Regions from separate parts of the Homo sapiens genome. Here region 2 is linked to region 1. Evidence: read pairs that join two places in POLR2A ChIA-PET (ENCODE). Cell type or tissue: MCF 10A. All regions are shown on one strand.

Evidence for each region. Peaks named below come from ENCODE experiments on the same cell type or tissue, not always from the same donor. Only the 100,000 strongest peaks of a DNase experiment are listed, where the experiment ranks them.
Region 2: POLR2A ChIA-PET joins it to region 1 with 5 read pairs; 3 of 35 experiments call an interaction of 5 or more read pairs at or near these places.

What each region holds. Positions count from the first base shown.
Region 1 is chr1:235,915,362-235,919,361 of GRCh38, reverse strand. The region is part of intron 2 of LINC02768 (long intergenic non-protein coding RNA 2768); the gene reads left to right. All of the region lies in intron 2 of LOC105373215 (a long non-coding RNA gene), which reads right to left. It also overlaps the pseudogene RNU6-968P. Among named protein-coding and RNA genes, the nearest start is that of LYST, 50 kb to the right of the region's middle. RefSeq lists an enhancer at 634-1,133. In MCF 10A, no CTCF peak of the experiment used is centred here; a DNase peak (open chromatin) is centred at 1,721.
Region 2 is chr1:236,003,363-236,007,362 of GRCh38, reverse strand. The region is part of intron 12 of NID1 (nidogen 1); the gene reads left to right. Among named protein-coding and RNA genes, the nearest start is that of LINC02768, 33 kb to the right of the region's middle. In MCF 10A, no CTCF peak of the experiment used is centred here; no DNase peak of the experiment used is centred here.

The DNA.
Region 1 (4,000 bases):
CCACTGACCTCCTATGAGGGGTGGAAGCTCTGTGGCTTCCTTTTCGCCAGCAGCAGTCTTCGATACCGCAAGTCACAAGATGTGGCACCAGCATTATATCTTTGGGTCGACTGGGGGAGGCCCCTCCGGCAGTCTCTCAATCAAACATCTCCAGCTCAGAGGACTCTGCTCTGAGATTAAACCACACAAGGTTCTTTCAGCCCGGGGTCTGGGTAAGGGGTCTGGGCAACCACTTCGGGGCTCAGTGGGCATGTGGGGTACACAGGGAAACGTGAGCCCATCTGGGCTGCAGATTCACTAGGACACTCGGATGGACTGTTTTCGTTAGCTCTCAAATGTGCAAATCATGCTTTTCCTGGTGCTTGGCAGGGCAAAGGCTTGGATTTTTTTTTAAAAAGACAACCTGATGGAGATTGGAGCTGGACAGCAAAGAAGACACATTAGTTGGCCAGTCTAGAGAATGCATTCGGAAGGGTTTCAGCACAAGTCCTCTGCTGTTGAGGTTTGCAGCCCTTGCATTGGGTGCCTTTCAGATAGTCTGGACAAAGGCCTCTGGTAGAGCTGACTGCCTATAACAAAATCACTTCAGAATGAGTATGGAGTTCTACAAAATTCACTGTCTCAAGTCAGACCTGCATGGACTCTAAATGACTGATCTTGGCTGCTTGCCTAGACATCTACCTCCAGGACCACCCTGTTAGCAGTTTGGTGTCTACTTGTGGGTTCCAGCCACCAATCACAGCATCGTCCTTCACTGATGGCTGCTTCCCACATCTCTGCCTAAATCTATGTCCCACTCCGAGGCACTCAGCACTGATGCTGATCATTCCTAAATGCAGATTCTAGAGCGACAGTCGCGCAGAATCTCAGATAAGTTATTATTAATAGAAAAGAATTCAATGTGACACCTAGCATACATAGGCTTTGCCACAGTCAGAACAAAGGTCTTGCAGCACATCCGAGGCTTCCCAACACGCAGATGCTCTCTTGGAGCCCTGAGGAAGCTTCCAGAGCTGTGCCGTTTGCTTGCACCCGGGCAGATCCAGATGGCAGCTGATCACTGCAGGGCTCTGTGATCTGTGCGCCAGCTGGTCCGCTCGCTCGGGCAGTTCAAACGGTGCTCTGTGTTTCAGGAGGGACACCCAGGAGGTCACCTTCTTAGCTTTACAGCCACCTGGTGGATCCCTGCTGGAGTGTCCTCCTCAGCGTTGGGCATGGGGGCGGGTGGTGGTCCCTGAAGGACTCTATCCATAGAGCCCTCTTTAGAAGTCTCCACCGCGCTGAGATGTGCCAATGCAAGACTCACAGTCCCCTTAGATTCCTGTTATGATTGCTGTTCTCTTCTTATTTAAATATTTTCACAAACGACTTTGTTGTTTTCCAGCCTAAGACTTTCAGTAAAGCAGACTATCTTTTAATCTAATAACTCAAATTAAGTGAACATTTTAATTTTCATTTAAAAATTTAAATTTTGTTTAAAATTAAATGAAAACCAAATAATATTTACTTTTAAACAAATCAGTGCAGCATGGTTATGAGCCTCAAGTCCTGACCTGCTTCCCCCGGTCTCCCCCTCCCGGAAATGGTAGTCCTGCCTGAATACCGTTTGCCCATCCAAGGGAATCTGTGCCAGATTATGTCTCCAGGGCTGGAGTTTATAGCTCTCCATCACATGGTGTGGCAACTCATGCTTCTTAATCAGAGCATCAAATGAATGAGTCAATGTGGGCTTGCTTTTATTTTCACAAACTGTCTCCCGAGTCAGGCCTGCTCTGAGCTTCGGGGCCTTTCCCTGGCTCCACTCCAATAACTTGAGTAATTTCCTGTGCTGAGGGCCCTTGTGTGCTGAGACTTCTTCTCACATGAGCCACTAGCTTAGATCCTGAACCTATTTCCAGAGTGCTCATTACAGGCGCTTTGGAAGGAGGTCCGAGCTTTGGAATAGGAGACTGAAGTTCTGGCTTGAATTTTGGCTTTGCCCCGAGTAGCTGTGTGACACTGCACAGGTTAATTAACTTCTCTGAGTTTCCATTCCTGCATCTGTAAAACAGGAATCACAAACAGGATGCCAACAGAGGGATGAGCTCAGGCCTCAGAGTCGGACAAAGCTGCATTCAGATGCCAGCTCTGCAGATTGCTAGCTTCGGAATCCCACCAGAGCCTCCGTGGATGGGAGAGCCGATATCTGCCTTCTGGAGTTCTTGTAGAAAGTAAAAGAGATGATGTATGTACCATGCCTGGCACATGGTTAGGCACTGAGGAAATGTTTTTGAAGACTACAAAATAAGGATAAAACACACGATATGTCTACCTCCGTGGATATTTGAAAGGATCACATTAATATACGTGAAAATACACTGTAAACTATAAAATAGTATAAATGTTATTATTTGGATTCTTTTTCTCTCAGATCATTTTACTCTATTTACTCTTTCCAACTTCTTATTTAGAAAATTTTGGCCAGGCGCGGTGGCTCATGCCTGTAATCCCAGCACTTTGGGAGGCCGAGGCAGGCAGATCACGAGGTCAAGAGATCGAGACCTTCCTGGCCAACATGGTGAAACCCCGTCTCTACTAAAAATACAAAAATTAGCTGGGCGTGGTGGTGTGTGCCTGTAGTCCCAGCTACTCGGGAGGCTGAGGCAGGAGAATCGCCTGAACCCAGGAGGCGGAGGTTGCAGTGAGCCGAGATCATGCACTCCAGCCTGGGCAACAGAGTGAGACTCTGTCTCAAAAAATAAATAAATAAATAAAACATAAAATAAAAATTTCATAGCTGAAAAAAGTTGGACTAGTAAACACCCGAATATCCTTTTCCTAGATTCACCAATTATTAATAGTTGCTTCTTTGCTTGCTGTATCTCTATCTCTATTTAGGTACCTATCATCTATGTATAATTTGTTTAAGCATTTGAAAGTAAGTTGCAGATATCATGAGTCGACCCTAAGTACTTCAGCATGTGTCTCTTGAGAATAACAGCATTCTCCTATAGAACAAAGTACTATTATTACCATATTAGTAGGCTTGGGCTGCTATACCAAAATGCCATAGACTGGGTGACCTCAACAGCACACACTTATTTCTCAAAATTCCAGAGGTTGAAGGTGTAATAAGATCAAGGTGTCAGCTGATTCAGTTCCTGGTGAGGGCCCCCTTCCTGGCTTACAGATTGCAAATGGCTGTTGTTGTCGTCGTCGTCGTCTTCGTCGTCGTCGTCGTCGTCGTCGTCGTCGTCGTCGTCGTCGTCTTCTTCTTCTTCTTCTTCTTCTTCTTCTTCTTCTTCTTCTTCTTCTTCTTCTTCTTCTCTCTTCTTCTTCTTCTTCTCTCTTCTTCTTCCTCTTCTTCTTCCTCTTCTTCTTCTATTATTATACTTTAAGTTCTGGAGTACATGTGCAGAATGTGCGGGTTTGTTACATAGGTATACACATGCCATGGTGGTTTGCTGCACCCATCAACCTGTCATCTACATTAGGTATTTCTCCTGATGCTATCCCTCCACTAGCACCCCCGACAGGCCCCGGTGTGTGATGTTCCCCTCCCTATGTCCATGTGTTCTCATTGTTCAGCTCTCACTTATGAGTGAGAACATGTGGTGTTTGGTTTTCTGTTCTTATGTTAGTTTGCTGAGAATGGATGGTTTCCAGCTTCATCCATGTCCCTGCAAAGGCCATGAACTCATTCTTTTTTATGGCTGCATAGTATTCAATGGTGTATATGTGTCACATTGTCTTTATTTAGTCTATCATTGATGGGCATTTGGGTTGGTTTCAAGTCTTTGCTATTGTGAACAGTGCTGCAATAAACATATGTGTGCATGTGTCTTTATAGTAGAACAATTTAAAAATATGGAACGCTTCAGGAATTTGCGTGTCATCCTTGCACAAGGACCGTGCTAATCTTCTCTGTATCCTTCCAATTTTAGTATATGTGCTGCCAAAGCAAGCACATTTTTTGTTTGTTTGTTTGTTTGTTTGTTTGTTTGTTTTTGAGATGGAGTCT
Region 2 (4,000 bases), 88 kb before region 1:
GAGGGAATGTAACTGGCTAGGTTTTTGTAACATAGGGGAGTTTATTAGAGGATCAAAGAGAGGCATTAAATGTCTTGGGCTAGAAATGTAAAACCTGGTCCAGGAGTTTAAGAACACCCTGGACAACATAGCAAGACCCCATCTCTATCAAAAAATTTAAAACTTCTAGGCATGGCATTTAAAAATTAGCACACACCTGTAGTTCCAGCTATTCACAAGGCCGAGGCAAGAGCATCACTTGAGCCTGGGAGTTCAAGGCTGCAGTGAGCTATGATCGTGCCCCTGCACTCTAGCCTGGGGTGACAGAGCTAGACCCTTTCTCCAAAAAAATTTAAAAATAATAAACAAAATGAAGCTTTCCCTCAACCCTGCATCCCTCTCTCACTGCCATCCCCTCCCCATCCTTCCCTTTATAGTTTAACTCTTCATCAAGGTTGTCTGGAATTGCTGCCTCCACTTCCTCCTCTCTCATCTTCCATTTTTTTTCCTATCTTTATATTGTAAAAATAAAACATAGATGCAAGCAATATGTAGTTCAAGGAGTTACTCTAAGGTGAGCCTGGTTGTCACTACCACTCAGATCTTGAAGTAGAGCTTTACCAGCAGCCCCAGGAGCCCCACCTGCCCCAATCATAGCCTCCTCTCTCTCCTCAAAAGCAACCACTAACCTGGCATCTGTAGTTGTCTCTTCCTTGCATTTCTAATAGCTTTATCACACTTGAGTGCATTCCTAGTCATTGTAGGTTTGGTGCTGCTCATTTTTCTATCTATAGTTTTCTTCTCCATCCCTTTCCTTTCCTTGCATTTGGTCTGTTGAAGAACCCATGCCTTTAGATCTGTAGTTTCCCACAGTCTGGATCTTGCTGATTGCACACTCATTGTACAGCACTACACACTCCTTTGTCCTCTAAATTGTCTGCAGATTGTCAGATGCTTGATCAGACTTAGGTTCAATCCTTTTGGCAAGACAATAGGTGGTGGTGTGATCTTTCATCGGGAGTGTATGTCTGCTTGTCTCACTTTTTGTGATGTTAGGAGCTATTGATGATTACTGCCTAGACCCATTAATTTCTAGGGAGGGTCAAATGGTGATATTCTAATTTCATCATTACTTTCTCATTTATTCATTGGAATTCATGCTCATTATTACCTGGGTCCACTCATTTCTAATGGGGGGGAGCAAAATGGTGATAGTCTAATTCTATTCACTGCAATGAAATAACAGCTAAAACTGTATTTGTAATTTGGAAGTAGAGAGGTAGCTTTATTCGGTATATGGGTGGAGAAGCAGAGGACAGTCAGTCTCCCAAGAGAAAAATAAAGCAAGTGAGTGACAAGGAGACAGGAGCTCTTAGTTCCTGACAGTTGTCTATTTCTGGTTCCAGTCCCTTTTCTGATTCACATGACATAACTATATTTTCATAATAAATTCTTCCTTTGGGTTTAGGTTAAGTCAGAGTGGTTCCTGTTACTTTAGTTAAAGAACTTTGACAGTGAGGGCACTGTGCACATTTATGATGATATTATTACTATTAGAAAGTGCAGGCTGGATAATTAGCTACTATGCTCTGTACAGAAGTTAGTTGATGTTTATGGATTTTTGTTCATTTTAAAATTCAGATAAGCTATGTTTTTGACCACTTTTCCTTTCTGATGTGTCTTCATTAAAGAATGCCTCCCTAAAATAATATGAATAGATATCTACTACATCAAACAGTAGTTTAAAGAAGTGAAATTTTTATCTAGTGGAAGGGGTAATACTAAAGTAATAATAGCTAACACTTATATAGCACATAATTTTTGCCCAGTATTGTTTTAAAAATAGCAAAATGTAAGGTAAATTAGAAGAAATCTTTTTAGTAAAAGAAATTTTCTGTCAAAGTGTATGGCATATGAATCATTTTGCAATCAGAAAAAACAGACAGTTGGTTCAAATATCTTGAGAGTTGTGTCTTACAAAATTACGATCGTGTGTTATTTATGCTTTCCAAAAGCAGTTGTTTAGGTTCTTGTGTTTAGACTGCCAGTAAATATGCTTTCAGCAGAACAAAACACTCTTGCATCTTCAAAAATAAAAAAAAAAAGCATTGCAATTTGCTTTTGAGATTTCCTGGCTCTCTCCCCACCCCCCGCCTATATCTGGGCCTTCTCTTACCTGGTCTCTGCTTACATTTTTTTGTTTGTTTGCTTTTGTTTTCTTGAGATGGTGTTACCCAGGCTGGAGTGCAGTGGTATGATCTCAGCTCACTGCAACCTCCACCACCCAGGTTCAAACAATTCTCCTGCCTCAGCCTCCCGAGTAGCTGTGACTCAGGCGCACGCCACCATTCCCAGCTAATTTTGTATTTTTAGTAGAGATGGGGTTTCACCGTGTTGGCCAGGCTGGTCTCGAACTCCCAACCTCACTGATTTGCCCACCTCAGCCTCCCAAAGTGTTGGGATTACAGGCGTGAGCCACCGTGCCGGGCTCCATCCTGCTTAAGTTTGATCCCACTCTCAGCACTGTCTTCCCAGTGTGATGCCCTGACAGCCCGGTCAATTTCCTAGGGTCTAGCTCTTCTAGCCCCTTTAGTTTTTAACTTTTTTTTTTTTTTTTTTTTTGAGACAGAGTCTCGCTCTGTTGCCCAGGCTGGAGTGCAGTGGCATGATCTCGGCTCACTGCAAGCTCCGCCTCCCGGGTTCACACCATTCTCCTGCCTTAGCCTCCCGAGTAGCTGGGACTACAGGCGCCCGCCACCACGCCTGGCTAATTTTTTGTATTTTTAGTAGAGACAGGGTTTCACCGTGTTAGCCAGGATGGTCTCTATCTCCTGACCTCCTGATCCACTCGCCTTGGCTTCCCAAAGTGCTGGAATTATAGGCATGAGCCACCGCGCCTGGCTTAGTCTTTAACTTAAAGGAAGAAAAACCCTCCCAGTTTTGCTGCTGTTTTTACATTGGCCTGCAGTGCCTTCTAGAGTGCCTGTTAGCGCTGGGGCTTTCCTGTTCCCACACTGTGAGATGCTCTGCCCCTTTCCTCTGCTGTCTGCCACACAAAGATGACAAGTTGGTGGTGTGTCCCTTCACCCTTCCTTATCACCGTGTTGCTTTGTAAATGCTACCCATGGGCTATGGATTTTGTTACCTAGTTAATCCATCTGGAACTGGACTCTAAAAAGTAAGCTCCTGCATTCTTCCAGAGTCTCTCATTCTCTCTCTAACCACTGCAGTCAGCTTCTTTCCCCACCACAACACCCAAACTGCTCTCGTAAAAGTCAGCAACAACCCTCCCTTTGTTAGATCTGAGGCCTCATTTCTTTTTCTTTTCTTCTTGTTTTTTTTTTTTTTTTTGAGACAGAGTCTCACTCTGTCATTCAGGCTGGAGTGCAGTGGCGCAATCTCTGCTCACTGCAACATCTGCCTCCAGGGTTCAAGCGATTCTTGTGCCTTGGTCTCCTGAGTAGCTGGGATTACAGGTGTGTGCCACCACGCTTGGCTATTGTTGTTGTTGTTTGGGACAGGATCTCACTCTGTTGCCCAGGCTGGAGTGCAGTGGCTGCATCTCAGCTCACTGCAGCCTCCACCTCCCGGGTTCAAGCAATCCTCCCACCTCAGCCTCCTGAGTAGCTGGGATTACAGGTGCTTGCCATCAAGCCAGGCTAATTTTTGTATTTTTAGTAGAGACGGGGTTTCACCATATTTGCCAGGCTTGTCTCGAAATCCTGGCCTCAAGTGATCTGCCCACCTCTGCCTCCCAAAGTTCTGGGATTACAGGTGTGAGCCATCGTGCCTGGCCTGAGGCCTCATTTCTTGATAGCACTTGGCACAATTGGTCTCGCCCTCCTTCCTGAAACACTTTCTTCATTTGGTATCCAGGACAACACACCTCAGGGTTTTCTGCATTTCTGGCTGGTGCACGTCACTGCTGGTACGATTAGCCCCATTGAATGCATGAAGATATGGGGGTTAGAGAGACTAGATAATTTGTCCAAGGCATCCAACTAACTAGTAGCATAGCCAG